4 separate regions of the Homo sapiens genome follow, and regions 1, 2 and 3 are each linked to region 4. Evidence: chromatin loops called from intact Hi-C (ENCODE). Cell type or tissue: CD4-positive, alpha-beta T cell. All regions are shown on one strand. Each heading gives the region's core, and the rest is flanking DNA. Links, peaks and the distances in the headings are about the cores only.

The links. Hi-C counts contacts between places; a loop is a spot of excess contacts. Peaks named below come from ENCODE experiments on the same cell type or tissue, not always from the same donor. Only the 100,000 strongest peaks of a DNase experiment are listed, where the experiment ranks them.
Region 1: a loop joins it to region 4, with 8 times the contacts of the local background. A loop is called at or near these places in 5 of 110 quality-filtered maps.
Region 2: it touches region 4 in a loop (11-fold over the local background); 29 of 110 quality-filtered maps call a loop at or near these places.
Region 3: it touches region 4 in a loop (14-fold over the local background); 13 of 110 quality-filtered maps call a loop at or near these places.

What each region holds. Positions count from the first base shown.
Region 1 is chr12:120,353,243-120,360,964 of GRCh38, reverse strand. MSI1 (musashi RNA binding protein 1) reads left to right here. Exons shown (of 15, transcript NM_002442.4): 7 at 1,912-1,960; 8 at 3,067-3,149; 9 at 3,946-4,063; 10 at 7,586-7,666. Among named protein-coding and RNA genes, the nearest start is that of MSI1, 12 kb to the left of the region's middle. RefSeq lists enhancers at 1-72, 1,369-1,980, 1,981-2,593, 4,030-4,530. In CD4-positive, alpha-beta T cell, for the core only: CTCF peaks have their summits at 4,096 and 4,299 (motif pointing left); a DNase peak (open chromatin) is centred at 4,234; H3K27me3 peaks cover 379 bases.
Region 2 is chr12:121,057,342-121,065,063 of GRCh38, reverse strand. LOC105378258 (a long non-coding RNA gene) reads left to right here. Exons shown (of 4, transcript XR_007063492.1): 4 at 5,308-5,774. It also overlaps the pseudogene OASL2P. Among named protein-coding and RNA genes, the nearest start is that of OASL, 22 kb to the right of the region's middle. RefSeq lists enhancers at 4,483-4,662, 4,683-4,852, 4,973-5,062. In CD4-positive, alpha-beta T cell, for the core only: a CTCF peak has its summit at 4,340; DNase peaks (open chromatin) are centred at 4,303 and 4,863; H3K4me3 peaks cover 861 bases; H3K27ac peaks cover 556 bases.
Region 3 is chr12:120,940,905-120,948,626 of GRCh38, reverse strand. No RefSeq gene overlaps it. Among named protein-coding and RNA genes, the nearest start is that of HNF1A-AS1, 28 kb to the left of the region's middle. In CD4-positive, alpha-beta T cell, for the core only: CTCF peaks have their summits at 3,679 and 3,882 (motif pointing left); a DNase peak (open chromatin) is centred at 3,876.
Region 4 is chr12:121,106,527-121,114,248 of GRCh38, reverse strand. It overlaps LOC105370031 (a long non-coding RNA gene), which reads left to right and starts at 5,327. Exons shown (of 4, transcript XR_945458.2): 1 at 5,327-6,677; 2 at 7,483-7,645. LOC105370030 (a long non-coding RNA gene) reads right to left here and starts at 2,294. Exons shown (of 3, transcript XR_007063494.1): 1 at 2,195-2,294. It overlaps LOC124900320 (small nucleolar RNA SNORA70), which reads right to left and starts at 7,206; the gene lies at 7,075-7,206. In CD4-positive, alpha-beta T cell, for the core only: CTCF peaks have their summits at 3,543 and 3,744 (motif pointing right); a DNase peak (open chromatin) is centred at 3,738.

The sequences.
Region 1 (7,722 bases), core at 1,220-6,219, 750 kb after region 4:
ATCCTCTCATAGCCAGGCTTGGTGGTGCACACCTGTAGTCCCAGCTACCAAGGAGGGTGAGATGGGAGGATTGCTTGAGCCTGGGAGTTCAAGACTAGCCTGGGCAATATAGCGAGAACCCTTTTCCAAAAAAAAAAAAAGGTGTCTTTCATTTAACTTCAACCTGTGAGATAGACACTGTTATGCCTATTTCACAGATGAGGAACCAAAGCCAGAGAAACATCAAGTCACCTGCCCAAGGTTACCCAACCAGCAAATGCAGGATCCAGGATTCCAGCTCAGGCCCGTCCTACCCAAAGCCTGTGCTATGACCACAATCCTTCTTTCTGGGTTTCTGTTTTTCATTGGTTAAGTGAGGGGTGGGCAAGATGTGCTGAACCTGAAATGATTGTCCCATTCGGGTGGTCCAGCTGATTTGGGATTGGGACTCAGAGTGGGTCCATAGGATGGGAGTGAGAGTGCCACTCTGTTGCGTGGGCCCCAGTACAGGCAGCTCTTTGAGAAGAGAGATGTCATGAGATTCTCCAGGGACCTTGTTGCCTCCTGGCTCAGTGGGGTCCTGGTTCTCCCAGTGGGAGTCAGAGGCCCACTGTAGCTTGATGCCTAAGGAGAGCTGGAGGATCACGGTAGTTCAGGGTGTTTAATGAGGCAGGGGAGGGCCTTTAGAAGGTAGATGATGGGGTCGGGCCTGGTGGCTCACGCCTGTAATCCCAGCACTTTGGGAGGCTGAGGCGGGTGGATCACTTGAGGCCAGGAGTTCGAGACCAGCCTGGCCAACATGGTGAAACCCCATCTCTACTAAAATACAAAAATTAGCCAGGAGTGGTGGCATGCACCTGTAATCCCAGCTACTCAGGAGGCTGAGGCAGGAGAATTCCTTAAACCTGGGAGGCGGGGGCTGCAGTTAGCCGAGATCATGCCACAGAACTCCAGCCTGGGTGACAGAGTAAGACTCTGTCTCCAAAAAAAAAGAAGGTGGTGGATGCTGGGCCTGGAAGTAGAGGGAAGGAGAGTAGGGAAGAGGCTGGTTACCCATGGCTTGATGGCTTGAGAAAAGTTTTTTTTTAATCCTTTGGATGTCTGGTCATTTGGGGGAGGGTTGGGGCCTGGAGTAGGATTGGGTTGGGTATCAGAGGCAGCCCCTGATTTATACCAAAGGTGACTCAGACCTTAACTAAGAAAGAGGGCAAGGAGGAGGCACCAGATGCAGGCAAATGGAAGGTGGCACCAAGGCCTTTGGTGACCGTATATCCAAGGGGTACCTAGAGGAAGTAACAAGAGTAGACTGGGGTCCAAGAGAGGATGGATGATGTAGATCCTCCCCCTTTCCCAGTCTCCTTCCCTTCCCCCAGTCAGTGGGAGGCAAAGCAGCCCAGGCACTGAACTCTACTTGCTTTAATTACAGCCTCTAGCAAAAGGAAACCTCAATTAGAGGAAAAGATCTGTAGCCGGAGAGGGGAGTCCAGTCTGGTTGCTGTCCTCCTGGCCTTTTACAGAAAGGGATGAGGCTTTTGCTTCCCCATCTTGTCATTTTCCTCCCTCCCATATTTCCTTCTCTAGCATCTTCTCTGTGCCTCCCCAGTTTGGTCAAGGTCTTGCTGTGTGATCTTGGGCAGGCAACTTCACCTCTCTGAGCCTACTTTCTTATCTACACCATGGGGATCTTACCATGCAGGGAATGTTGGGAGGACAATGGAGCTTAATAAATGCAGGCTGGTGCATTGAGATGATGGTGATTGAAAAGGGTTTTCAGTGGGGTTGCAGAAGGAAAGTTGTCCCCTGTGCAGGGAGCAGGTTGAAGGTCAAGCCTGGAGTGGGCAAGAGGGCAGTGGGTTGCCAGAGCCCCTGTTCCTTGGTGGTAGTGGGTTCCGCTGGTATCTGCTGGGTCCTCCATGGCGGGCTGTGTTTCAGGTGGACGACGCCATGCTGATGTTTGACAAAACCACCAACCGGCACCGAGGTGAGTGTGGCCCCCTCCCCCTTCCCAGGCTGGGCCCCGTGGTCAGCCAGGGGGCTGCAGGTCACAGCTGCCCTTTCATCTCGCCTTCTGACATCCTATCCCCCAGGATCTGCGTCCTCTCCCAGGCCTGGCCTTACAGAAGGCTTTTGTCCCACCATTTCCTGTGCTAGAAACTTGCCGAATTGCAGACACACGAGACGAACAGAGGAGTACCCACCCCCCCAGTCCCTGCAACCCACTGAGTCTCCTACCCCCACCCTAGTGGTGTCTGCCTCTGCCCGGGCTTACCTTGTCCCTGGTAACCAGAGCTTAGGCCAGGCCGCCCAGGGTCAGGCTGACTCCACAGCCCCAGGCAGTCACCTCCTGCCCAGCCCCCAGCCCCCAGCCCCGTTGCCTCTGAACCTGTGAGCATCTGGGCCACACCGTGTGCGTGTGCGCCACCTGGCTGTTTTTCTCCCGAGGGCCTTACCTTCTGAGAAATCCCTTTCCAGTCCCTGGGGCACACCCAGGAGGAGACAGGGTTGTTTCTCCAGTTGTTTCAGGACTTTTAGTCCATTTTGGGAGTGGGGTATGTGTTCTGTGTGTGTGTGTATTTGTATCTGTGCAAAAGGGGGTATCTGTGCCTAAATATCTGTTTATATCTGGTATGTCAGGGTAACTGCATGTGTCTGCGTGATACGCAGGTATCTAGATGTATGCATGCGTGAATGTGTGTCTATGTACATTTGTATGTTTGGACATGTACACCTTTGTGTAAGTTTAAATGAGTGTGCATGTGTGTTCCTTCTTCCCTCTTTGGAAAACACCTGAGGACTAGAAAAAGCATGTTGAGTGTATTCTCATCACAGCTCTACCACTTTCTAACTTGCTGTGTGACCTTGGGCAAGTTACTTCACTTACCTGAACCTTATTTTCCTCATCTGTATTCTGGGACTTGAAACCCTGTCTCAGTGGATAGTTGAGAGGATTCCAGGCTGTGAGCAGAGCCTTTCATTAACTCTCACTCGCCAGAGAGAGAGGAGCGGGGATATTGGTACGACCTGGGGTTGAGTTTTGACCCTGCGCTCTGGTTCTGACCTTGCCTTTATCCTTTGTCCAACCTCTAGGGTTCGGGTTTGTCACGTTTGAGAGTGAGGACATCGTGGAGAAAGTGTGTGAAATTCATTTTCATGAAATCAACAACAAAATGGTGAGTTGGGTCCGGGCGCAGTGGCTCACGCCTGTAAGCCAAGCACTTTGGGGAGGTTGAGGTGGGCAGATTACATGAGGTCAGGAGTTTGAGACCAGATTGGCCAACACAGTGAAACCCTGTCTCTACTAAAAATACAAAAATTAGCCAGGCATGGTGGTGCGTGCCTGTAATCCCAGCTACTTGGGAGGCTGAGGCAGGAGAATCGCTTGAACCCGGGAGGTGGAGGTTGCAGTGAGCTGAGATTGTGCCACTGCACTTCAGCCTGGGCAACAGAGTGAGTGAGACTCCGTCTCAAACAAAACAAAACAAAAACAAAAACATGGTGAGTTGGGATTGGATGGAGCGCAGGCACAGAGAAGACTGGGGCTCCTTGTGGGGCCTGCCAGGGAAGCTATGAGGTTCTAAAGGCAGGCAGAGGGGCTTCGAGTGAGTGGAGGCAGAGCCAGTTCTTCCAACCCCTAAAAACCTAGACAGGGAGGCAGTGTCACACGGTAGTTAATCAGGCAGATGACCTCCCTTCTCTGAGCCTCAGTTTCCACATCTGTCAAATGGGACTGGAAAAGCTCCTCCATCATAGTATTGGTAGTATTGGTGTAAGCATTCATTGAACGATTGCATGCAAAGCCGTTTACACACTCCCCAGCACATAGTGAGTGCTCCATCAGTGGTAACCATGAAATAGTTTTCAGCTGGACAGTGAAATTAATAAAATTAATAAAGGGGCTTTCCAGGGAACAAGAGGGCTAATGACTCTAGCTCTGTGGGAAAGACTAACCGCCAGGTCTCATTGCAGGTGGAATGTAAGAAAGCTCAGCCAAAGGAGGTGATGTCGCCAACGGGCTCAGCCCGGGGGAGGTCTCGAGTCATGCCCTACGGAATGGACGCCTTCATGCTGGGCATCGGCATGCTGGGTATGCGCGAGCCTGCGCCTGCGGCTTCTTTCTGCCAGAACTGCTCCCAGGACTAGCAGGGGCTGTGTGGGTGTTGCACCTCCCCTGTGGTCTGCCCTCCTCCTGTCTGAGTCATTGAGCAGGAGTGGGGACAAGGGATCTGTCGGGTCTGGCAGTCCTACCCAAGGTGGGGTGGTTTGGTTGGGGGGTGCTGCCCTCTGGTGGTAGCCAGCAGAAAGGTCCAACCATATTCATTGGTCCTGTCAATCTGTCCATTCTCTCGTCCATCCATCCCTCCATCTGTCCATTCCTCTATCCATTCATCCATCCAGTACACAGTTATTGAGCAACTCTATATGCCAGACATTATGCCAGGAACTGCAACAATGACTTTCTTTACAATCTGGCAGGGAAAACAAGTAAGAAGATAAAATAGATTTCAGATGCAGAAGTGTAGGGTGCCGAGGGAGTGTGGTCACAGGGAACTTGACCGTGACTTGGAGAAGTGGGAAAAGAAGTTACATTTAAGTTGAGTCTGCGGGTGGAGTAGGAGCCAGTGATGGGGAGGCTGGAGAGACGGGAAGGGGAAAAGTGTTCCAGGCGGAGGGAACAGCATTTGCAAAGGCCAAAGGCCTTTGGAGGGGGCAAAAGGAAGGCTGCCTGGTCTTATTCATTCAGGTAATATTTATTGAGCAACTTCTGAGAAGGAGAGCCTGCTCTCATGGGGCTCTCCTTCAAGTTGGAGACAGGAGTAAATGGGCACTGCCACTACAGAGTGACTGGAGGCTGTGGGAGGCCCCTAAACCCACCTGGAGGTTGAGGAGACTTCCTGGAAGAGGTGAAGGCTGCCATGAGCCTTGAAAGCTGAGCAGGAGTCAGCTGTGCTTTGGGTCCAAGACTGAGGGTGGTAAATCTGAGTTTGGCCCCCCAGGAAGCTCATAGGCTCCCTGGGGAGATGAGATGTGTACACACAGAAAGAGAACAGTACAAGGGGGTCTTTATGCCAGGCATGGGGGAGTGGCACACAGAGAGGTACTCTGGGAATTCAGAGGAGGGGGCACGGCATGGGCTAGAGGGTCAGAAGTCGGGGAGGCGAGCAGCCTCCAAATAGGGCACAGTCTTCCTTGAAGCTTTTCTTTTTTCTTTAACATGTTATTTGGAAGTAATCCCAAACTCAGAGGAGCTGCAAAAATAAAACAGTACAAAGAACATCCATATACCCTGTTATCAGATTCACCTGTTCTTAACATTTTGCCCCCATTTTGGTTGATCAGTTTTACTCTATGTGTATATATGTGTGTGTATGTGTGTTTGCAAATATGTATGTACACATGTATAGACACACAGACTTGTGATTTTTCACTGAATCATTTGAGGGCTAGTTACATGCATCGTGGCCCTTTACCCTTTGATGCTTCCTAAGATTAGGGATATTCTTTCATGTAACCACAGTTTAGTTATCAACTTCCTAAGTTTATAATTGATACAATATTTTTTTCTTTCTTTTTTTTTTTTTTTTTGAGACGGAGTCTCACTCTTTCGCAGGCCGGACTGCAGTGGCGGGATCTTGGCTCACTGGAAGCTCCGCCTCCTGGGTTCACGCCATTCTCCTGCCTCAGTCTCCCGAGTAGCTGGGACTACAGGCGCCCGCCACCGTGCCCAGCTAATTTTTTGTATTTTTAGTAGAGACGGGGTTTCACTGTGTTAGCCAGGATGGTCTTGATCTCCTGACCTCGTGATCTGCCCGCCTCAGCCTCCCAAAGTGCTGGGATTACAGGCGTGAGCCACCGCGCCCGGCCTTGATACAATATTTTTATCTAATCTACTTTCTATTTTCCAATTTTATCAATTGACCCAATAATGCTCTTTTTTTTTTTTTTTTTTTTTTTTTTGGTAGAGACGGGGTCTCACTATGTTGCCCAGCTGGTCTCGAACTCCTGGCCTCAAGCAATCTTCTCACCTCAGGTTCCCAAAGTGTTGTGGTGGTAGGCATGAGCCACCATGGCCAGCCAGACCCAGTAATGCTCTTTATAGAATATTTTTGTCCTTCAGAATAAGATCCAGGCTAGAATCAGGTATTGTAGTTAGTTGTCTTGTCTCTTTCACTTTGTTTTATTTAGAACATTGAGAAAGTTTTATTCTAAGGTGATTCATGAGCTGTTTTCACCCTTCATTTAAGAGGTGGAAAAAGAAGTTAGGCACCTTGGCTCACGCCTGTAATCCCAGCACTTTGGGAGGCTGAGGCGGGTGGATCACCTGAGGTTGGGAGTTCGAGACCAGCCTGACCAACATGGAGAAACCCTGTCTCAACTAAAAATACAAAATTAGCTGGGGGTAGTGGCACATGCCTTTATTCCCAGCTCCTCGGGAGGCTTAGGCAGGAGAATTGCTTGAACCTGGGAGGCGGAGGTGGCGGTGAGCCGAGATCATGCCATTGCACTCCAGCCTGGGGAACAAGAGTGAAACTCCATCTCAAAAAAAAAAAAGTGGAAAAAGAAATTATCTAACAAATAGTGAGATCGGTGGTTAAGAGGCTTGGAGCCCGTCAGATCTGAATTTTAATCTTAATTGCACCATTATTGCTAACTATTGGATTTTTCTTTGAGAAGACAGAAAATCAGCACTTAAAGAAATCATGAGTACTTTCTGGCCAAGTGTGGTGGCTCATGCTTGTAATTCCAGACCAAGGCAGGAGGATCACTTGAGGCTAGTAGTTCGAGACCAGCCTGGGCAATACAGCAAGACCCCATCTCTACAAAAAAATTAAAAATTAGCCAGGCATAGCAGCACACACCTTGTAGTCACAGCTACTAGGGAGGCTGAGGCAGGAGAATCACTTGAGCCCAGAAGTTTGAGGCTGCAGTGACCTACAATTGTACCACTGTGCACTCCAGCCTGGGCAAAAGAGCAAGATCCTGTCTCTAAAAAAGAAAAAAGAAAAAAAAATCATTATATAAGTTCAGATAATGATCATCAGTACTAAGAAAAGCCAAGGTGACATGATAGAAATTGTAGCTGATGGGAAGGAGGACACCTATGGGAAGATGTTTCGGAGTCTTGTACAATGAGAGGGACTCAGGCATGTAGTCATCTGGAAAGAGTGCTCCAGGCAAAGGCACCAGCATGTGCAAAGGCCCTGAGGTGGGAATGAGCTTGGCAAAGCTGAAAAACAGCAAGGAAGCCAATGTGGCTGGAGCAGAGGGAGGGAGGAGCAGTGTGCAGGAGATGAGGACAGGAGGGAAGCAGGAGCCAGAGCTCAAAGAGCATTGGATTATTCTCAGCCAAAAAGTGTCACCTTTCAGAGCCTCAGTTTCCTGTCTGTAAAATGGGGTGCCTAACAGTACCTACCTCTAAGGCGAGTTTAACGGGATAATAGTGTGCAGTGTGCTTGGCACAGGGCTTGGTATGAAGAAGGTATTTGGAGGGTATAGCTATTATTCATGATAAAGGAAGGTGAGGGGACATGAGTGGCTCAGGTCCTTCTCCATGATCAGGATCCGCCCTGTGGATGAGCCATCTGACACTGCCCCCTTGCCCCATCAGGTTACCCAGGTTTCCAAGCCACAACCTACGCCAGCCGGAGTTATACAGGCCTCGCCCCTGGCTACACCTACCAGTTCCCCGGTAAGTCCTGCTCAGTATCCCTCTGCTGCCAGCATGCCCCTGGTTCCCGGGCAGTC
Region 2 (7,722 bases), core at 1,352-6,351, 49 kb after region 4:
TTTGTGACCCAGAGTCACAAGCTCCCCAAACGTGCTCAATACGTATGCTCCCAACAAATGGCAAAATCTTATTTTTACCATTAACGAAAAGAAGAAGAAAATCATTCTGGCGTTTTGTTGATGATGGTTGAGATGAGGGCAACTTCGAACTTAGAACCCTGAGTGGAACCGCTTTTTGTTCTTCCTGGGAATACCTGTTGGAAACAAGAATTAAAGAATGTGGTTACAGCCGGACGCGGTGGCTCACACCTGCAATCCCAGTACTTTGGGAGTCCGAGGCAGGCGGATCACCTGAGGTCAGGAGTTCAAGACCAGCCTGGTCAACATGGCGAAACCCTGTCTCTACAAAAAATACAAAAATTAGCCAGGGGCGGTGGCTTGTGCCTGTAATCCCAGCTGCTCAGGAGTCTGGGGCAGGAGAATCATTTGAACCCAGGAGGCAGAGGTTGCAGTGAGCTAAGATCCCACCACCGCACTCCAGCCTGGGCAACGAGAGCGAGACTCTGTCTCAAAAAAAAAAAAAAAAAAAAAAATTAAAAAAAAAAAGAATGTGGTTATTAGAGGCAATTCAGGATTATCCAGGCTTCCCTTGAAGAAACATATGCAAGGCTCTAAAATGGGAGCCAGATGGAAGAAAAAGTTGCAGGCTTACTGGGGAGGTGGGAAACACCCGGATCCCAGTCCCACATGTGACTTGAGAGCTGAGAGGCTGATGACTAGATGCCCTGCTGCCCCAGGGCTCCCTTCTGACTGATATGAAGGCTGGAGATTTTCCCTACACTATCCCTTAGCACCCAGCATGATGCACAAAAAACAGGAATTCAATAAAAAGGTTTGAGATGTGACTCTTGTTTAGGATGTCTTTTGGTCCTCAAGAATCTTCCACAGGAGAAGCCAAGCATGGTGGCATGCACTGTAATCCCAGCTATTCAGGAGGCTGAATGAAGCAGGAAGATCCTTTGAGCCCAGGAATTTGACTCCAGCCTGGGCAACATAGCGAGACGCCCCTCCATCTCTAATAAAAATTTTGAAAAATAAAAAAAAGCATCTTCCACAGCAGAGATTCTTTTTTTTTTTTTTTTTTTTTGAGACGGAGTCTCGCTCTGTCGCCCAGGCCGGACTGCGGACTGCAGTGGCGCAATCTCGGCTCACTGCAAGCTCCGCTTCCCGGGTTCACGCCATTCTCCTGCCTCAGCCTCCCGAGTAGCTGGGACTACAGGCGCCCGCCACCGCGCCCGGCTAATTTTTTGTATTTTTAGTAGAGACGGGGTTTCACCTTGTTAACCAGGATGGTCTCGATCTCCTGACCTCATGATCCACCCGCCTCGGCCTCCCAAAGTGCTGGGATTACAGGCGTGAGCCACCGCGCCCGGCCCAGAGATTCTTTTTTTATTTTTTTGAGACAGAGTCTGACGCCCAGGCTGAAGTGCAGTGGCACGATCTTGGCTCACCGCAACCTCTGCCTCCCCAGTTCAAGCGATTCTCCTGCCTCAGCCTCCCGAGCAGCTTGGATTACAGGCGCCCACCACCACGCCTGACTAATTCTTTTGTATTTTTAGTAGAGATGGGGTTTCACCATATTGGCCAGGCTGGTCTCAAACTCCTGACCTCAAGTGATCCACCCGCCTCAACCTCCCAAAGTGCTGGGATTACAGACATGAGCCATCGTGTCCGGCCCCATAGCAGAGATTCTTAACTTGGGGTCCAGGAAGCCCCTGAAATTGCATGCAAAATATTAGCATTAACATGTTTTTTAGAGGGAGGGCCCCTTGCATTCATCATTTTCTCTGGTGCTCACAAGACTTCAAAATGTTAAGAAACACTGGGGTAAATGAAGAAGCAAGCACCTCCAGGAAGGAGGTCCCGCACCACCATGCACAGAGTGTCTGCAATGCAGAACCAGAGAGGACCTTTGGGATGGTCCACTGTGGTTGAGCCACCATACTCAAAGATGGGGACCCTTGATAGATGCCTTGACGAAGCAAGCAGAAGGTCACCAGGAAGTTCTCTGTCCTCCACCATCTATCCGTTTTATGGACTAAAAAATAGTCACAAGATTGAAGTGCTTTTGCTTCCTAGGAAACATGGTGTCATTCATTCATTTATTCAGCCAACATTAACTGAGGCCCCATTGTGTGCCAAGAAATGTGCTAGACCCTGGGACCACGTGCTTCTCACGCTGAAGATTCCCAGTAGAGAAGACACATAACAAACTGCCCGTAGAATGGGGCTGCCTTATTCATTTATGTATTCTCCAAGCCTCGCCCAGTGCCCAGCACGTAGTAGGAGCTCAATAAATAATAAGTGCCTTGGGCAGTAAGATAATGTCGTGGGTAAACCTCTGGCATTTAGAATCAGAGAACCTGGGTTTGAATCACAGCTTGTCCACTTCTTTGGTGTGTGACTCTGGGCAGGCCACATCATCTTGCTGAGACTCGATTTCTTCATAATGTAACATGGTGTGAACCTGCATCACAGAGTCTTGTGGGGATTATGGGAACTAAACTGTGAAAAGAGGCTGGGTGTGGAGGCTCGCGACTCTAATCCCAGCACTTTGGGAGGTCAAGGCAGGCGGATCACTGGAGCCCAGGAGTTTGAGACCAGCCTGGGCAGCATAGCAAAACCCCATCTCTACAAAAAAAAAAAGTACAAAAATTAGCCAGGCTCAGTGATGCATACTTGTAGTCTCAGCTACTCAGGAGGCTGAGGTGGGAGAATCACTTGAGCCTGGGAGGTGAGGTTGCAGTGAGCCCAGATCATGCCACGCACTCCAGCCTGGGTGACAGAGCCAGATCCCATCTCAAAAAAAATAAAGAATAAAATAAACTGTGTAGAGAGCCTGGTATACACGAAGTGCTTGATAAGTATAGCTATTGGAGTTAATATCAATACCATAATGTCAAAGAGCCCTGGTAAACACTCTGGGCTCCTGTCTGCCTTCTGAAAAACAAGGATTAAGCAGATCCCCTCTGTCTCTTCTGTACTAGGATCCTAGGAACTACAAATGGTGATTGTTTTAGGTGGGTGTGGAGCATCATCTTGTGGAAGAGAGGAAAATTGACAAAAATGTCGCAGTTTCCTATTAAGAATATATATTGGAATTCACAGTTTTTAAAATATGAGTACATATACCAAAAATGCCCTAATGCAAGGTGATCCCCAAATCCAATCAATTTTTCCAATGGACTAATAACAAATATTTGCCAGGGAGAAAATAAAAATGTGTTTGAGAATCACATGGATCAATGGGGAAAAACATAAAAATAAATGAAAAATAAAAATATGTTGGCATAGCCCTAATTACATAAGCTTAAGGGAAATCAAATATGCACTTCCAATATTTCGTTAATTTATTTAGATACAGCTATACATTTGTATATGTTATGGGGTAATATACAAATATTACTCTTTTCCACTTTCAGTTTTCAAAAAGATTTTGTAACTCAAGCTCTTCACAGGCATCTCCCACTTAGTGGTTTTCCCTCTCCAAGGCAATTTTTGAATCTTCTAAGCCTGTGTTTCAGGGCTCAGTATTTTTTACTCTGTTAAGCAGAGTGAGAGACAGGCTGTCATGAATCTGGACATTTTTATTTTTAATTTTTTTTAGACAGGGTCTCATTCTGTTGCCCAGGCTGGAGTGCAGTGGTTTGATCACAGCTCACTGCAGCCTCGACTTCCCAGGCTCAGGTGATCCTCCCACTTCAGCCTCCCTAGTAGCTACGGGCACATGCCACATGCCCGGCTAATTTTTTTGTATATTTTGTAGAGATGGAGTTTTACTATGCTGCCCAGGCTGGAAATCTGGACATTCTTAACAAACCTCAGTGACATATTTATGCGTTGTTAGGGCATTTTTAAAATGCATCCTATAGGTGCATACTTATGGCCTCCACAGTATCAATGTGGGATTTACTTTCTTTCCTTTTTTTTTTTTTTTTTTTTTTTTTTTTTTTTTTTTGAGACAGTCTGGCTGGAGTGCAGTGATGCCATCTCGGCTCACTGCAACCTCCGCCTCTGGGGTCAAGTGATTTTCCTGCCTCAGCCTCCCAAGTAGCTGGGATTACAGGCGCCTGCCACCACGCCTGGCTAATTTTTTTGTATTTTTAGTAGAGACGAGGTTTCATCATGTTAGCCAGGCTGGTCTCAAACTCCTGGCCTCAAGCGATCCTCCCGCCTCGGCCTCCCAAAGTGCTGGATTACAGGCGAGAGCCACCGCGCCTGGTCGCTAGTTGAGATCTTTAAAAGCCAATGTGTCTACCACAAACTGTCAGTTTGCTCTTCAAAATGAAGTTCTTGAGAGAACAGCGCCCCCTAAAGACAATTTTTTAAAAGATTACCTCCTTCCTGTGGATTATTGGTGAGGGGATAGGGGAGACCTAAATATACGCAACAAAACAAGTAGTAAAGGGGTGAGTATGTCTTTGCTTTTAGAAAATAAAGAGTCAATCCCAGGCCCCAGGACTCCCGGGGCTCAGCCCAAGCCCCCATCCCCTCACCCCAAGGAGCCAGCACCTTCTGATTCCGGGGCAGACACTACTGAGTTCCCGTAGGGAGACAAGGTCTGCTCCTGCAGCAGGAAATAGGGGATGGAGAGGTGGGGGCAGCCCAGCTCCAGGACACCCTGGGAAACTCCCAGCCTGAGAACCTTCCTCTCAAGGAAGCCCAAGGGGCACTTGGCTCCATCTCCAGCCTTTTTTCCTGGCAACCTCAAATGGAAAGAGAAAATTCCTCTTTCAAAGCTCAGCAAATTTTCTGTTTCCAATTAAAACAAAACAAAACAAAACAAAAAAACCCAAACAAACAAAACAAAGTTCAGTTTCAGTTTCCATTCTCAGCCGGCAGGAGAGATGGCTGCTGAACTAAGGCAGCCCAGCAGAGGGAGGCTCAGCTGATGCCTGGAGGGCCCCCTAGCCCTCTCTGCACCCTAAAAAGAGGAAAGTAAGCTTAGTGATTCTTCCGTCGGTGGCTCACGCCTGTAATCCCAGCACTTTGGGAGCCCAAGGCGGGCAGATCACCTGAGGTCAGGAGTTTGAGACCAGCCTGGCCAACATGGTGAAACCCCGTTTCTACTAAAAATACCAAAAATACCAAAAATTAGCCGGGCGTGGTGTCAGGTGCCTGTAATCCCAGCTACACAGGAGGCTGAGGTGGGAGAATCCCTTGAACCCGGGAGGCAGAGGTTGCGGTGAGCTGAGATCACGCCATGGGTGACAGAGCAAGACTCTGTATCAAAAAAAAAAAAAAAAAGAAAGAAAAAGGGCAGCTAACTCTCTCTCTAACCCACACCATCTCCCTGCCCTTCTGCAGTTCTGTGGCCTACTGGACAAAGGCTGGGAGTTGCCCCTTACAGGGCTGGGCAGAAGCAGAGACGATTCATTCCTGGTCCCACAGAGATGGCAGGCTTCCAGGACCTGTATGACACCCCTGGGGACAGGCTGGATGTCTTCATAAAACATCCTTCCAGTCTGCCTTCGTAAAACAGCCTCCAGCCCCAGGGAGACTGGAAGGATGAAGTGAAGGATGCCGGGCATTGAACTGAGCAGTTCTTGAGGGATCAGTTCTTCTATAATGAGCTGATTCTGGACCAGGAAGTCAGGGTGCTGAAGATGGCAAAGGTGAGCACTCAGGAACCCCCGGGGTTCAAATCCCAGCTCTGCCCTGTGGGACTGTGGGGCTGTGGGATAGGTAAGGGATGAGTTATTTTGTCTCTCTGAGCATCGGTCTCTTCCTCTCTAAAACCGGTTTCTAATGAACAATAAATGGGATAAAGCATAGAAAAGTGCTCTTAAGCAGTAAACTATTCTACAAATCTGGATGATGATGATGATGATGATGATGATGATGATGATGATTTGGGATCCAGCTCTCTAAGTGCCAGGGAATCAAGTGGACTATGGGTAGCAGGTTTGTATAAAATTTATGCCTTTTGGCCAGGCACAGTGGCTCACACCTGTAATCCCAGCACTTTGGGACGCTGAGTGGGGAGGATCACTTGAACCCAGGAGTTCAAGGCCAGCCTGGGCAACATTGCAAGACCTCATCTCAATTATTTAAAATTTTAAACTTTTTTATATATTATTTAAAAAAAATTTTTAAAGAAATTAAAATAAAATTTATGCCTTTTGTTTCCTCTTTAACCAGCCCCACTTAACCCCTAAAGTCATCAAGATCATCTATATTTTCCTTCTAAAATGGCACTGACTGGCCGGGCGCGGTGGCTCACGCCTGTAATCTCGGTACTTTGGGAGGCCAAGGCAGGCGGAACACGAGGTCAGGAGATCGAGACCATCCTGGCTAACATGGTGAAACCCCGTCTCTACTATAAAAATACAAAAAAAAACTTAGTCAGGTGTGGTGGCAGGCGCCTGTAATCCCAGCTACTCGGGAGGCTGAGGCAGGAGAATGGTGTGAACCCGGGAGGCAGAGCTTGCAGTGAGCTGAGATCACGCCACTCCAGCCTGGGTGACAGAGTGAGACTCGATCTCAAAAAAAAAAAAAAAAAGTAAAAAAATAAAATGGCGCTGACTGATTTTGTTAGAAACTACCTAGCAATTAGGTAATATCAGAGGGTACTCTCTGGGTTCAGAGGGTTTGTTAGAGGCTGACCATGGAATCAAATACGTATTTATAGCATGGTTTCCCCTGGGAAAGTACTAAACTATAGTTCAACTTTTAACATATCACCCTAAATCAAAAATGCCTTAACCATAAATCTAGATTTGGTTTATTTTGCTAGAATGAAAGACATCTAACATTATCTTAAGCAAATCAGACTTCACCTGGGAGTGGCAATGGCTGCCGAGAATACGACTGAAAAGGAAGGAAATGCAGCTTTAATGAATCTTCAGGCCAGGCACAGTGGTTCTCGCCTGTAATCCCGGCACTTTGAGAAGCCAATGTAGGCAGATTGCTTGAGCCCAGGAGCTCAAGACCAGCCTGGGCAACATCACGAAAACTTGTCTCTACAAAAAGCACAAAAAAATTAGCCAGGTATGGTAGCATCCACCTGTGGTCCCAGCTACTCGGGAGGCTGAGGTGGGAGGATCACTTGAGGCCAGGAGGTCGAGGCTGCAGTGAGCTGTGGTCATGCCGCTGCACTGTAGCCTGGGTGACAGTGTCTCAAAAAAAGAATCTTTAAATACGGAGTCGAAGGCAAATAATCAGGAGTGTTACTAGCAAACCCTGAGCTTCAAAACAGAAATTCGAGCTTCCATGGTTGCTTAAAAAGATACAACTTTGCCCTTCTGGCTTCTGGCTCGTCCACACATCTGCATGTGCCCTAAGGTCCCTCTGCTGCAGAGCTCTGGCAGCATCTTTGCTTTCCAGATCCAAAACAAAAACACAAAGAAAAGGGGAATCCCGATCAGAACCAGAAATAGAATGCGTATTCTCTTAAGAATGGGTTCGAGGGTGTTCAAGTACTTTAACATATGTTATAATAAAGTTCTTCTACTGATTGAAAGGCACTGTCTTGATGGGAGGCGCACCATTCATATGATCTCAAACACTCACAACGTGAAGTTCCTATTCCCGCCTCTACGGGGATGTGTTTCAAATGGAGACTATTTGTCTGTATAAGAAAAAAATGCATTTTACCTTTCCTCTTGCTCTCTCAACCATCTCTATTTCCAGAGGTGGAAACGCCCCTAGAATACCTATTTCCACCAGTTTTGACCAGCACAGAAAATGCCTACAACAAAGTTATCTATAGAGCTAGAGATC
Region 3 (7,722 bases), core at 1,576-6,575, 170 kb after region 4:
AATAATACGCTGGGTGAAAGAAGCCAGACAAAAATGAGTATATACTATACAATTTTATATACATAAAATTCTAGAAAATGCAAACTTATCTGCATGAAAGAAAGCAGATTAGTCTGGGCACAGTGGCTCACGCCTGTAATCCTAGCACTATGGGAGGCTGAGGCGGGCAGATCACTTGAGGCCAGGAATTTGAGACGAGCCCAGCAAAAATGGTGAAACCCCGTCTCCACCAAAAACACAAAAATTAGCTGGGCATGGTGGTGTGTAGTCCCAGCTACTCGGGAGGCTGAGGCATGAGAATTTCTTTCTTTTTTTTTTTTTTTGTGAGACGGAGTCACACTCTGTCGCCCAGGCTGGAGTGCAGTGGGACTATCTCGGCTCACTGCAACCTCCACCTCCCGGGTTCAAGCGATTCTCCTGCCTTAGCCCCCCGAGTAGCTGGGACTACAGGTGTGCACCACCAAGCGTGGCTAATTTTTTGTATTTTTAGTAGAAACAGGGTTTCACCATATTGGCCAGGCTGGTCTTGAACTCCTGATCTCGTGATCCGCCCGCCTCGGCCTCCCAAAGTGCTGGGATTACAGGTGTGAGCCACCACGCCCAGCCAAGAATTTATTGAACCCAGGAGGCGGAGGTTGCAGTGAGCCAAGATCACACCACTGCACTCCAGCCTGGGTGACAGAGCAAAGCACAGAAAAGGGGAGGGGAGAGGAGGGGAGGTTAGTGATTACTTGGGAAGCAAGGGAGGGTAGAATAGGCCACGCAACTCTGCCCTGGTCTTATCAAGAAGCATGCGCTTTCTCTCCTGGAATTTTTTTTTTTTTTAGATGGAGTCTCGTTCTGTCACCAGGCTGGAGTGCAGTGGTACAATCTCAGCTCACTGCAACCTCCACTTCCCGGGTTCACGCCATTTTCCTGCCTCAGCCTCTCGAGTAGCTGGGACTACAGGCGCCCACCACCACGCCCGGCTAATTGTTTGTATTTTTAGTGGAGACAGGGTTTCACCATGTTGGCCAGGATGGTCTCAATCTTTTGACCTCATGATCCACCCACCTCGGCCTCCCAAAGTGCTGGGATTAGAGGCGTGAGCCACCGCGACTAGCCCTCTCCTGGATTTAAATAGTAGCAGCTGCAGTGAGCATTTGTGGGCTTGGGATATTCAGTGGTCAGCAGCACTTCATTCCCTATGGAGACCTACCCTCCTTTGTGAGCAGTCACAGGAGAGTGGGTGACACACCTGCCCCCTACACAGATGTACAAACGTCCAGTTCTCCCCGTCTCTGCTCCAGCTGCAATCAAATGGTGGGCACATAATCCAGGCTAGGGCAGCCACATGTTCCCTCTAGGACTCGGCCGTTGAGTGAGCAATTTGGGGCTGAGAGGAGTGATGGAGGCTGTCCGGGCCAGGCGATCACAAAAACACATGAGGAGGGCCAGCTCACGCCTGTAATCCGAGCACTTTGGGAGGCCAAGGTGGGCAAATCACTTGAGGTCGGGAGTTCGAGACCAGCCTGGCCAACATGGTGAAACCCCGTCTCTACCAAAAATACAAAAATTAGCCAGGCATGGTGGCATGTGCCTGTAATCCCAGCTACTCGAGAGGCTGAGGCAGGAGAATCACTTCAACCTGGGAGGCGGAGGTTGCAGTGAGCAGAGATAGTGCCATTGCACTCCAGCCTGGGTGACAGAATGAGACTCTGTCTCAAAAACAAAAAAGGACATGAGGAAACTTCTAGGAGTTGTAACGATATTAATTATTTTGTTCTTCTTCCCCCCCCCCCCTTTTTTTTTTTTTGAGACAGAGTCTTGCTCTGTTCCCCAGGCTGGAGTGCAGTGGCATGATCTCAGCTCACTGCAACATCCACCTCCCAGGCTCAAGCGATTCTCCTGCCTCAATATCTTGAGTAGCTGGGATTACAGGCGTGCACCACCACACCCGCCTAATTTTTGTATTTTTAGTAGAGACGGGGTTTCACCATGTTAGCCAGGATGGCCTCGATCTCCTGACCTCGTGATCTGCCCGCCTCGGCCTCCCAAAGTGCTGGGATTACAGGCATGAGCCACCATGCCTGGCCAATTATTTTGATCATGGTGATGGTTTCACAGGTGTAGGCTTATATCAGAATTCATAAAATTGCGTGCTTTAAATGTGTACAGTTTATTGTATATCAACTATACCTCCAAAACACTCTTTTTTAAAAATATACTCACTCTGGCATTTTTTTGAGACTGAGAAAAGATTTTAATTACTTCCAATTATATTTTTCTGCCAAATAAGTCACCATGCAGAGACGAGGCAATGAGAAGCCTTAGTTATATTTGGCTTACATATATTACGCATAGAGCTTGGTGCCTGCCTCAATAAATAGCAGCGCTCCAGATATCATCTGACTGACACAGAGGAAAACTCTCTATTTAGACCAGAAGTTGCAAACTCAGAACCCTTTAGGGTCCAAGCAGGTGAAGCAAAGCAAGACAAGCGTATACAACATGTAATGGCAGAGACTATGGCAAAAAGAATTTATGTCCAATCTAAGTGCATTTAATTGCTGAGTGCTAAACAACAGACATTGGTGGCCTGAATTGGGCAAGTCCTGGGGTGTGGTCTTGAGGGACCTTCACTCTCCCTATAACTAGATACTCCATGTAAAATGGGTCCATGTAACTTAGTGATGTGATAGTGTATTAGTTCATTTTCACAATGCTGATAAAGACATACTGGAGACTGGGTAATTTAGAAAGAAAAAGGGTGGACTCACAGTTCCACGCGGCTGGGGAGGCCTCACAATCATGGCAGAAAGCAAAAAGCACGTCTTACATGGCAGCAGGCAAGAGAGAATGAGAGCCAAGTGAAAAGGGAAACCCCTTATAAAACCATCAGATCTTGTGAGGTTTATTCACTGCCCTGAGAGCAGTATGGGGGAAACCGCCCTCATGATTCAATTACCTCCCACCAGGTCCCTCCCACAACACATGGGAATTATGGGAACTACAATTCAAGATGAGATCTGGGTGGGGACACAGCCAAACTATATCAGATAGCAACAGCTGATCTTTTAGAAAATGCTTTTATTGGCGGGGCGCAGTGGCTCATGCCTGTAATCCCAGCACTTTGGGAGGCCGAGGCGGTTGGATCACCTGAGGTCAGGAGTTCGAGACCAGCCTGATCAACATGGAGAAATCCTGTCTCTACTAAAAATACCAAATTAGTTGGGCGTGGTGGTGCATGCCTGTAATCCCAGCTACTTGGGAGGCTGAGGCAGGAGAATTGCTTGAACCCAGGAGGCGGAGGTTTCGGTGAGCCAAGATCACACCATTGCCTCCAGCCTGGGCAACAGAGTGAGACTCCGTCTCAAAAAAAAAAAATTAAAAAAATTAGCTGGGCATAGTGGTGGGCACCTGTAATCCCAGCTACTCGGGTGGCTGAGGCAGGAGAGTCACTTGAACCTGGGAGGCGGAGTTTGCAGTGACCCTAGATTGCATCACTGCATTCCAGCCTGGGCGACAGAGTGGGACTCCGTCTCAAAAAAAAAAAAAAAAGAAAGAAAGAAAAAGAAAAAAAAAGAAAATGCTTTTATTTGGTGCTCCCAAGAACTCTGTGCACTAGATAGGATTATTTCCATTTTTCCAGATGAGAAAACCGAGGCTCAGAGATATCACCTAGGCTCCTCCCCAGGGCCAATGAAACAAAGACCCAGACTTACTTCTTCTTACCCTGGCCTGAGTTTTGTTTTGTTTTTTTTCCCCACCCAGCCACACCGAGATTGTATTGGCTTTGTTTATTTCCATGGGGTAAACCCATGGAAAAACCCAACTTTCTCTTCCTTTCTGAAATGACTGCTTCCAGGGGTCAGTGAAGTTTTGGAAGAAGGAGAAGGCGCACGGCCCCCTGGTGGATGCTCTCGGAACTCTAAGGGTTGGAGATACATACTTCTACCCACCTGCCCATTTCAAGTTGATATTTTTGTTTTTTATAAGTTCTCTTCTTAAGAAGTTCATCTGGCCGGGCACAGTGGCTCATGCCTGTAATCCCAACACTTTGGGAGGCCAAGGTGGGTGGAGCACCTGAGGTCAGGAGTTCAAGACCAATCTGGCCAACATGGTGAAACCCTGTTTCTACTAAAAATACAAAAATTAGCTGGTCATGGTGGTGTGCTCCTGTAATCCCAGCTACTTGGGAGGCTGAGGCAGGAGAATCACTTGAACCTGGGAGGCGGAGGTGGCAGTGAGCTGAGATCACGCCACTGCACTCCAGCCTGGGTGATAACAGTAAGACTCTGTCTCAAAAAAAAAAAAAAAAAAAAAAAGAAGAAGAAGAAGTTCATCTGTGTCCAAGAATTCTGAGATAATAATACAGGTAAATCCACTTTAAGAGATCCACTATTTAAGAACTTATTTTGCAAAATAGATTTGTTTATTCATTCCATAAATACATATAGCTGGTGTGTGACAATCTTAACAGTGAGTGGGGGCTGGGCGCGATGGCTCATGTCTGTAATCCCAGCACTTTGGGAGGCCGAGGCAGGAAGATCACTTGAGGCCAGGAGTTTGAGACCAGCCTGGCCAACATGGTGAAACCTTGTCGCTACTAAAAATACAAAAATTAGCCAGGCATTGTGGCGCACACCTGTAATCCCAGCTACTTGGGAGGCTGAGGTGGGAGAATCCCTTGAACTCAAAAGGTGGAGGTTGCGGTGAGCTGAGATGGCACCACTGCACTCCAGCTTGGGCAACAGAGCAAGACTCCATCTCAAAAAACAAACAAACAAAACAAAACAAAAAAACAGTGAGTAGGACTAACTCCATGCCAGACACAGCTTCAAGTGCTTTCTAGATATTCAAATATCTGTCAAAGATATGTCAAAAAAAGCAATAATTTAAGGTGGGTTCTGTTATGTCTTATCTGCTTGGTCAGCCACAGCAAAGTACTGTAGATTGAGAAATTTCTTCCTTTTTTTTTTTTCTTTTTGAGACGGAGTCTTGCTCTGTCACTCAGGCTGGAGTGCAATGATGCGATCTGGGCTCACAGCAACCTCCACCTCTGAGGTTCAAGCAATTCTCCTGCCTCAGTCTCCCAAGTAGCTGGGATTACAGGTGTGTGCCACTATGACTGGCTAATTTTTTTTGTATTTTTGGTAGAGACGGGGTTTCACCATGTTGGCCAGGCTCATCTTGAACTCGTGACCTCAAACGATTTGCCCACCTCAGCCTCCCAAAGTGCTGGGATTACAGACATGAGCCACTGTGCCTGGCTAAGAAATTTATTTCTTATAGTTCTGGAGGCTGGGAAGTCCAAGATCAAGGTGTTGGCAAGGTAGATTTTATTCTGAGGCCTCTTCTCTGGCTTGTAGACAGCTACCTTCTTACTGTGTGCTCACGTGACCTCTTCTACCTCTCTTTTCTTTTCTTTTCTTTCTTTCTTTTTTTTTTATTTTTTATTTTTTTTGAGACAAAAATCTCGCTCTTGTCCCCCAGGCTGCAGTGCAATGGCACGATCTCTGCTCACTGCAACTTCTGCCTCCAGGGTTCAAGTGATTCTCCTGCCTCAGCCTCCCGAGTAGCTGGTATTACAGGTGCTCACCACCACGCCCAGCTAATTTTGTATTTTGAGTAGAGACAGGGTTTCACCGTGTTGGCCAGGCTGATCTCAAACTCCTGACCTCAAGTGATCCGTCCACTTCAGCTTCCCAAAGTGCTGGGTTTACAGGTGTGAGCCACCCTGCCTGGCCCTCTTTCTTCTTTCTTTTCTTTTCTTTCCTTCTTTTTGAGACAGAATCTCACTCTGTCACCCGGGTTGGAGTGCAGTGGCGCAATCTTGGCTCACTGCAACCTCTACCTCCTGGGTTCAGGTGATTCTCCCATCTGGGCCTCCCACGGGACTACAGACGCGCACCACCACACCTGGCTAATATTTTTTTTTCTGAGACGGAGTTTCACTATAATTTCCCAGCCTCAGGTATTCCTTTGGCAACATCTATGGCCTAAGAGAGGTAGGGTGAGGGTGGAATGGTGGAATGGGTGGTCTCTTCTCCAGGCCTCCTTTAAATGGACACCTTGCCCTCTAGTGTACCTCACCCTCTTTCCCCACCAGCATAAACATCTTTTTTTTAATTTAAGAGATGACGTATTGCTATGCTGTTTGGGCTGGTCTTTGAACTCCTGGCCTCAAGCAATCCTCCTACCTCAGCCTCCCAATGTGCTGGGATTACAGGTATGAGACACCAAGCCCAGCCCATCTACAATGCCCAGCTCACATAAACATCTTGATTCAACATACAGAAAACTTCAGGAGGGCATCAATTTTTGAAGAGTCAAGGTGGTCCTATCTAGAATCAACCATAAAGGGAAGGGAGGGAGGAAAAGATGCCTGACACATTTAAGCACTTGCCCTGTGCCACTGTGTTTAAATTATTTCATTCATTCATTCATTCATTCATTCATTCATTCATTCGGAGGAGGAGGAGGAGGAGGAGGAGGAGCCCCATGAGACAAAAAAAAAGGGCTCACCAAACCTATTTCCTCTTTCTGAGCACTGACTGGGTTACAGTTCCTAGCCCCCTTGCAGCTAGAAAGGGACATGTACTTTGCACTGTCAGTGGGCAGAAGGGATGTACCCGCCCACCAGGGCTGGTCATAAAACATCCAGTCTGATCTTTCATGCTCTGTCTGTCTCCTGTCCATAAGGATGAGGGCAAAAGAGTTTAAGATGGTGGAGCCTTATTATGCAAAGGAACCCAATCCCAGCGTCCACTGGAAGAAGACTGCCCAGGACTTCTACCTTCCCGGGAACATCTGCCCAGAGTCCACCAGCTGGAAGAAGACTGCCCAGGACTTCTACCTTCCTGGGAACATCTGCATCAGACTCTGTGGGGTAGGGAAATAAACCTTCATTGTGTTCAGCCAGCGAGATATTTGTCATTGTTACAGTAGTGAGCCAATCCTGATAAATACATGGTATTTGATAGACCCATTTCACAGAACGGGAAAACAGAGGCTCAGTAGATGGAGCTCACACTACTCATAAGTAGTACAACAGGGATTTGAACCAAGCTCTGTCTGACACTAGATATCCCTTTCATTGGTTCTTTTTCTGTTTTTGTTTTTGTTTTTAAGAGATGAGGTCTCGGCCGGGCATGTAATCCCAGCACTTTGGGAGGCCAAAGGGGATGGACCACTTGAGGTCAGGAGTTTGAGACCACCCTGGCCAATATGGCAAAACTCCTTCTCTACTAAAAATACAAAAATTAGCTGAGCATGGTGGATCATCCCTCCAGCTACTTGGGAAGCTGAGGCAGGAAAATCGCTTGAACCCGGAAGGCAGAGGTTGCAGTGATCACACCACTGCACTCCAGCCTGGGCGACAGAGCAAGACTCCATCTCAAAAAAACAAAACAAAAGAGATGGGGTCTTACTCTGTCCCCCGGCCTGAAATGCAGTGGTGCAACCATATCTCATTGTAACCTTGAACTCCTGGACTAGAAGCCATCCTCCCGCCTTGGTCTCCCAAAGTGCTAGGATTACAGGCATGGGCCATCACATCTGGCCTCATTTGCCCTTTTCTTTCTTTAAACAACTTTTTTTTTTTTGAGACAGTCTCACTCTGTTGCCCAGGCTGGAGTGCAGTGACGCAATCTCCCCTCACTACAACCTCCCCCTCCTGGGTTCCAGTGATACTCATGCCTCAGCCTCTCAAGTAGCTGGGACCACAGGCACAGAGCACCA
Region 4 (7,722 bases), core at 1,073-6,072:
ACACCCGGCCTCACAGCTGTGGTTCCAGGTCATGATAAATTGCTGTGGGAAGCCACAGAGCAGACAGCTCATCACACATTGTAATGGATTCATTGTCTTCTCTCGTGGCCCCCTTTATCTCAAACTCTCAGCAGACAAGGGTTAAAAGGGAGTGAGCTGAGTGAGGGCCTGTGGATGCTGCTCTTCAGGAAAAGGAGGGAAAATGAGCCCAGACAGGATCATCGTTAACCGGCTCCAAGGTCAAGAGCCGGGTTAGAACGTTAGAATTAGAGATGGGGGCAGGGATGGCGGCGGGACTCTCTCCATCACCACACCCTATCTAATTCATTTATTCAACAAATATTTATTGAGTACCAGAGACTCTTTGGGCATATGTGAGTTAACAAAACAGATGAAATCCTTACCCTGTTGGAATTTATATTTTAAAGAAGCAGGATGAACAATGGACACATAGGCCGGACATACCATGTGTGAGGGGCCCTGTGCATTAGGAGAAAAATCAGGTAGGGAGGGAAGATAAGGCATGTTTGGGGCTGAGTTTTTCCATTGAGGTGAAATTCAAATAACATGAAATTAATCATTTAAAAGTGAACAATTGGCCAGCGCGGTGGCTCAGGCCTGTGATCCCAGCACTTTGGGAGGCTGAGGCGGGAGGATTGCTTGATCCCAGGAGTTAGAGACCAACCTAGGCAACACGACAAGACTCCATCTCTGTTTTTTTTTAAGTGAACAATTGAGTGGCATTTAGTTCATTCACAGTGTTATGTAACCACTATTTCTGTCTAGTTCCAGAACATTCTCATCACCCCAAAAGGAAACCCCGTACCCATTTGGCCATTCCTCCTCCTCCAGCCCCTGGTAACCGTTGCTTTTCTTTCTCTGTGTGGGTTTGTCTGTTTTTGGATATTTCACATAAATGGCATCATACACTATGTGGCCTTTTGTGACTAGCTCCTTTCACAAGAATCTCACCTTGTTTTCAAGGTTCATTCATGTGGTAGCATGTGCCTTTCATTCTTTTTTATGGCTGAGTAAAATTGAATCACATGGATAGACCACATTTTGTTAATCCATTCGTCTGTTTAGGGACATCTGGGTTGTCTCCATCTTTGGCTACTGTGAATAGTGCTGTTGTGAACATTTAGGTTACAAGTATCTGTTTGAGGCCAGGCATGGTGGCTCACGCCAGCAGTCCTAGCACTTTGGGAGGCCGAGGCGGGTGGATCACTCGAGATCAGGAGTTCGAGACCAGCCTGGCCAACACGGTGAAACCCCATCTCTACTAAAAATAAAAAATAAAAATAAAAATGGTATCTGCTTGAGTCCCCATTTTCAATTCTTTGGGGTAAAAACCTAAAAGTGGAACTGCTGGGTATATGGTAATTCTATGTTTAACTTTTTTAGGAATGGCCAGTTTCCCACAGCAGCAGCACCATTTTACACTCCTATCAGTAATATACAAAGCTTCCAATTTCTTCATCTCCTCACCAATACTTGTTATTTTCCATTTTTAAAATAACAGTCATCCTAGTGATAGGAAGTCGTGTGTCCTGTGGTTTTGATCTGTGTTTCCCTAATACATATCATTACGTGGTGAGCATCTTTTCATGTGCCCATTGGCCGTGTATATATATCTTCTTAGATAGTCCTTTGCTCACTTTTGACGTTGGTCATTTGTCTTTTTGTTACTGAGTTAAAAGCATGGAGCTAACTTATTTTTATTTATTTTTATTTTTTTATGTTTTTTGAGACAGAGTCTCATTCTGTCGCCCAGGCTGGAGTGCAGTGGCGCAATCTCGGCTCACTGCAACCTCCGCCTCCCAGGTTCAAGTGATTCTCCTGCCTCAGCCTCTCAAAGTGCTAGGATTACAGGTGTGAGCCATGACGCCCAGCCTGAACTTTTAAATAGGGTGATCAGAAAAGACCTCCCTAAGATGATGACTTTTTTTTTTTTTTTTTTTTTAAGATGGAGTCTCACACTGTTGCCCAGGCTGGAGTGCAGTGGCGCGATCTCGGCTCACTGCAAGCTCCGCCTTCCGGGTTCACGCCATTCTCCTGCCTCAGCTTCCTGAGTAGCTGGGACTACAGGTGCCTGCCACCATGCCCAGCTAATTTTTTGTATTTTTAGTAGAAACTGGGTTTCACCATGTTAGCCAGGATGGTCTACGATCTCCCGACCTCGTGATCCACCCACCTTGGCCTACCCAAAGTGCTGAGATTACAGGGTGAGCCACCGCGCCCGGCCAGATGATGACTTTTAAGTGAAGACCTTAAGAAGGTGATGGGGGATGCCAAGGTGATATCTGAGAAGAGCATTCCAGGCAGAGAGGATGTCACATGCAAAGGCCCTGAGGTAAGTCACTTTCATTTGTCTGCAACTCGGTTTTCCTGTCTGCAAATGGGGAGGAATAAAACCATGAAGCATCACGTCAAATGCTGGCAAATTATCAACACCTGGGTTCCCCACAACTCTTGCTCTTAAGCAAGATACTTAATGTCTCAGAGCTTCCATTTGCTCACCTGTAAAATGGTGATAATAATAATTGTACCGACCTCACAGTGTTATCAGATTAAAAGAAATATGATTTGCCAGGGCTTGGCACACAGTAGTGTTCAGAAATGCAGGGTTTGAACCCAGACCAGGAGGACTTCCAGTCCTGAGGGGCGATCACAGCTCACTGCAGCCTTGACCTCCCAGGCTCAGGTGATCCTCCCACCTCAGCCTCTCAAGTAGCTGGGACTACAGGCATGTGCCACCATGCCCAGCTAATTTTTGTATGTTTTGTAGAGATGGGTTTCACCATGTTGCCTAGGCTGGTCTCAAACTCTTAGGCTCAAGTGATGTGCCTGCCTTGGCCTCCCAAAGTGCTAGGATTACAGGTGTGAGCCACTGTGCCTGGCTCCCCTCCCTCCCTCCCTCCCTTCCTTCCTTCCCTTCTTTTTTTTGAGTTAGAGTCTCACTCTGTCCCCCAGGCTGGAGTGCAGTGGCACAATCATGGCTTACTACAGCCTTGAACTCCTGGGTTCAAGCCATCCTCCTGCCTCAGTCTCCCAAGTTGGGATTACGGGCACGAGCCACTGCACCTGGCTCAGTTCCCCTCATTTCTATGGGAGAGTCTGAAGGGTTTCATAGTGTGGGGGCCTGTGGTCCATCCTGACTGCTACCCTGTACACACACATGTGTCTGCCCAACAAATACCATTCGGGGAAATAACAAAACACAAGATCTATCTTTTTCAACACAAGTTACCATGGTGTTTTGCTTTGTCTTGTTTTTTGGTGGCAAATAGATTGTGGGCCTTGGGGTCTCAAGTGAGTGTTCAGATCCCAGCTTCCGTGCTTTACTGGTTGTTGGACCTCCGGCAGCACCCAAGAGGACTTTGGGCCTTATGGGGCCACACAGATGGTTATCCTGGTATGAAGAAAAGGACAAGAAACCCGAGCAGTTTGGGTGGCAAGGGAAGAACAGGAGAGAGAAATTCCAATCAGCCTATTTAAAATGCCGTGCAGAGCCTAGTGAGAGTGAAACGACAATCCACTAGTTTCCAGCCCTTATTTTTCTCCCTCTAGAAAGAACTAGGAATTAGGAATCTCAGATTCGAGCCATCACTTTGTCCAAAGCTAACTCTGTGCCCTTGAGCAAATCCCTTCCACTCTCTGCCTCAGTTTCCCAGGAATCCCTTTGTAAAGACCTTTTCCTCTCTGTAACCATGGTGGTGCTGCTACTGACCAGCAGAGGGCAGTGTTGCACCAACATTCTCTATGGCTCTGCATTGCTTTTGCCTGACCTTGGACGGGAACATTGAAATCATTAATTAGTGGTCAGTGTCATCATCTTTTTCAAAAGGCCTTATTTTATCCTCAGTGCATAGTCAGAACAAGGTCTTGCCACAGTGTACAGATGAGGAAGCAGAGCCTCAGAAACATAAGAAACTTAATTACTGGTAATTTTGGTCACACCACGTCCTAAATTTAGACTCTCAGAATGGTATGAACCCATTGCTGTGTGTCTGAGCAGCAAAGCATTGATAATCCATTACCTGCTTTATGCATCATGAAGCACTTTCTGATCCTCAATATCAGACAATTCTCATCTTATTCTCCTCCAGTTTGTAAATGAGCAAACTGTGGCTTCTAGAGGCTATATCATTTGACTTACAGCTTTTTTTTTTTTAGAGAGGCCCAGGCTGGCCTCGAACTCCTGGCTTCAGGTGATCCTCCCACCTCAGCCTCCCAAGTAGCTGGGATTACAGGTGTGAGCCATTGCACCTGGCACCAGCATATTCACAATCAGTTCCATCTTAGAGACTGTTTGGTGGACTCCCAAAAATATTAGTTTAAAAATGACAGAGCCTGGCGTTTTGCAATTTTTATGTGATGAAATGTACTGAGTTCTCATATAAATATTGCTCCTTGTTTTGCAAAAGGAATTAGGCCCCTTTCCCTGTCTCAGCAGCTGCACCGGTTATTAGCAATCCCCTAGGGAACTGGAATAGCTTTAGATCAACAGTGGTTCTCAAAAGGGACTATCAAATGACACACCTGTCCCCAGCTCCAGATTCCGATATCCACACCCCAAACATCCAATCACTGTTTCTCATAGTCTTTTGATGTTTTTTGTTTTTGTTGTTTTTGGTTTTTGGTATTTTTTTGAGACAAAGTCTCGCTCCGTCGCCTGGGCTGGAGTACAGTGGTGCCATCTCGGCTCACTGCAACCTCCACCTCCCAGGTTCAAGCTATCCTCCTGCCTCAACTTCCCACCATGCCTAGATAACTTTTGTAATTTTAATAGAGATAGGGTTTCACCATGTAGGCCAGTCTGGTCTCAAAGTCTTTTTTTTTTTTTTTTTTTTTTTTTTTTTTGTCAGAGTCTCGCTTTGTTTACCGAGCCAGAGTGCAGTGGTATGATCTCGGCTCACTGCAACCTCCACCTACCAGGTTCAAGCAATTCTCTGGCCTCAGCCTCCTGAGTAGCTGGGATAACAGGTGCACACCACCTTGCCTGGCTAATTTTCGTATTTTTAATATAGTTGGGGTTTTACCATGTTGGCTAGGCTGGTCTCGAACTCCTGACCTCAAGTGATCCACCCACCTCACCCTCCCAAAGTGCTGGGATTACAGGCGTGAGCCACCAGGCCCAGCCTAATTTTTTGTATTTTTAGTAGAGACAGGGTTTTGCCATGTTGGCCAGGCTGGTCTCAGACTCTTATCCTCAAGTGATCCAGCTGCCTCAGCCTCCCAAAGTGTGGGGATTACAGGTGTGAGCCACCGCACCCGGCCTTCTGCTTGATCAATTCTGCTATTAAGACTCTGATGCATTCTTCAGTATGTCAATTTCATTTTCAACTCTAGAATTTCCTCTTGATTCTTTTTAATTATTTCTATTTCCTTGTTACATTCATCTGATAGGAAATCTGAATTCCTTCTCTGTGTCATCTTGAATTGCTTTGAGTTTCCTCAATACAGCTCTTTCAAATTGTCTGCCTGAAAGGTTGCCTATTTTTGTTTCTCCGTGATTGGTCCCTGGTGCCTTATTCAGTTTGGTGAGGTCATGTTTTCCTGCGTGGTGTTGATGCTTATGGATATTCATCAGTGTCTGAGCAGTGAAGAGTTAGGCATTTATTGTAGTCTTCACAGTCTGGGCTTATTTGTGCCTGTGATTCTTGGGAAGGCTTTTCAGGTATTCAAAGGGACTTGAACCCCGAACCCAATAAAACTGTAGTTCTGCGGACTCGTAAAGGTACCACCTTAGTGGTCTTGGAGAAGATCCAGAAGAATTCTCTGCATTACCAGGCAGAGATTCTTGTTCTTTTCCCTTGCTTTCTTCCAAACAAATGGAGTCTCTCTCTCTCTCTCTCCAAGCTAGGCCTCTTGGAACTGGGGGTGGAAGGACACAAGAACCCCTGTGGCCATCACCACTGGGACTGCACTGGTTCAGACCTGAAGCAGCCCAGCACTGGGTCTCACCTAAGGTCTGCTAGAACTGCTACCTGGCCATCACCTGAATTCACTCAAGGGCCTGGGACTCTACAATCAGCAGGTGGCAAAACCAGCCAGGGTGTTGTCCCTCCCTTCAGGGCAGTGAGTTCCCTGGGAAGGTCCAGAGATGCTGTCTGGGAGCCAGGGATTGATAAACCTTAGAATTCTATTCTAAGATAGAATAGAATTCTATAGATGTATCATTCCACTGCAGGTAAGCTGGCACTCAAACCACAAGACAAAGTCCTTCCCACTCTTCACTCCCCTTTCCTCAGTCAGAGGAACCTCTCCTTGTGGCCACCACTTCCACCAGCCTGCAAGGAGTTCTCCCAGGCCACTGCTGATGTTCACAAAAACCCCGAGGGCTCTTCAGGCAGCCTGCGATGAATGCTATCAGGCCTGTGACTCATCCTTCAGGCAGTGGGCTCCCCTTGGCCCAGGGCAGGTCCGCAAATGCTGACCAACAGCCTAGGCCTGTACTCAGGGACCCCAAGAGCCTGCTTGGTGCTCTACCCCACTGTGGCTGAGCTGGTACCTAAGGGGCAAGACAAAGTCCCCTTTACTCTTCCTCCTGCTTTTCTCAAACAGAAGGCATCTTTCACTGTAGCCACCACAGCCGGAAATGTGCTGGATCACACCTGAAGCCAGCATGTCTCAGAGCCCAGTGCCCACAGGTGGATGGGAAGTAGGATTTAGTGGTGAGTATTAAGAAGGGGCAGCACAGCAGAAGCCCTCACGAGTGCAGGGCCCACTACTTGTCCAGAGGGCCACAATGAGGATGTACTTGACCCCACACCCATCTCAGATGAGCCACTTCTCAGCCACCGTGTCTTCAAATTCATCTTCACTGAACTTGGTGAAGACCCACTTCTGTGAGATGTGGATCTTCTGGCAGCCAGGAAACTTGAACTTGGCCCTGAGCAGGGCCTTAATCACATGCTCCTTGTTCTCTGGGTTCAAGGCGGATGGACATGATAATTGGCCAATGTGAACCCCAGCCACGGTGCCCCGGGGCTTTCCAAAAGCACCTCACATACCTTTTTGGAGCCTACACTGGGGTAGTGCAAGGTCAGAGACATGAACATCCATCTGAGGGCCTGTCTCCAAGGTCCCTTAGAGCAGCCATACAAGAAACAGGCTGCATACACCACCAAGGAAGCTGCTGTTTGCAGCCATTGCACACGTCCCCCATGAGGCGAGGAACTCAGCCAGCTGAGTTGGCTGTAGATGCCCGCAGCATATTACCTGGCTATGGCTGTTGGTTATACAGGGCCCAGGGGCTCCTTAGTCAGCAGATGATGAATGCTGCCAGGTCTCTGCTGTGATGGGACAGCACTGAGTTCAATGTAAAGTCCCCAAGTTGCTAGCTCTCCCTCTCCCAAATGCACAGATCTGTCTGTGCCACATGGCCACTGCCAGGGGTGGGAGTAGGGGGTGGCCCAAAGAACTCCCTTAGCTGCCCCAGCTAATGTCTCAGGAGGTTGTGTGCCCCTGACTCCACAGTCCACTGGTTGTGAGCCCAGCTCGGCACTCGGGTTTGCCTGTGAATTGCAGTCCTGATGGCCTAAACTGCCCCTCAAGTCTGCTAAGGGCCCCAGAGCACTCCAGCTCGCAGTGGCAAGGCTTGCCAGAACTCAAGCTCCAACTGCTAAGATGGGCAATTCCGGTGAGTGCCAGTCCAAGCGCTCCTTGTGTGAGCCAGTGTCAGCGAAGTACACCTCGGTTCTGCTTTCTGCTGTGACA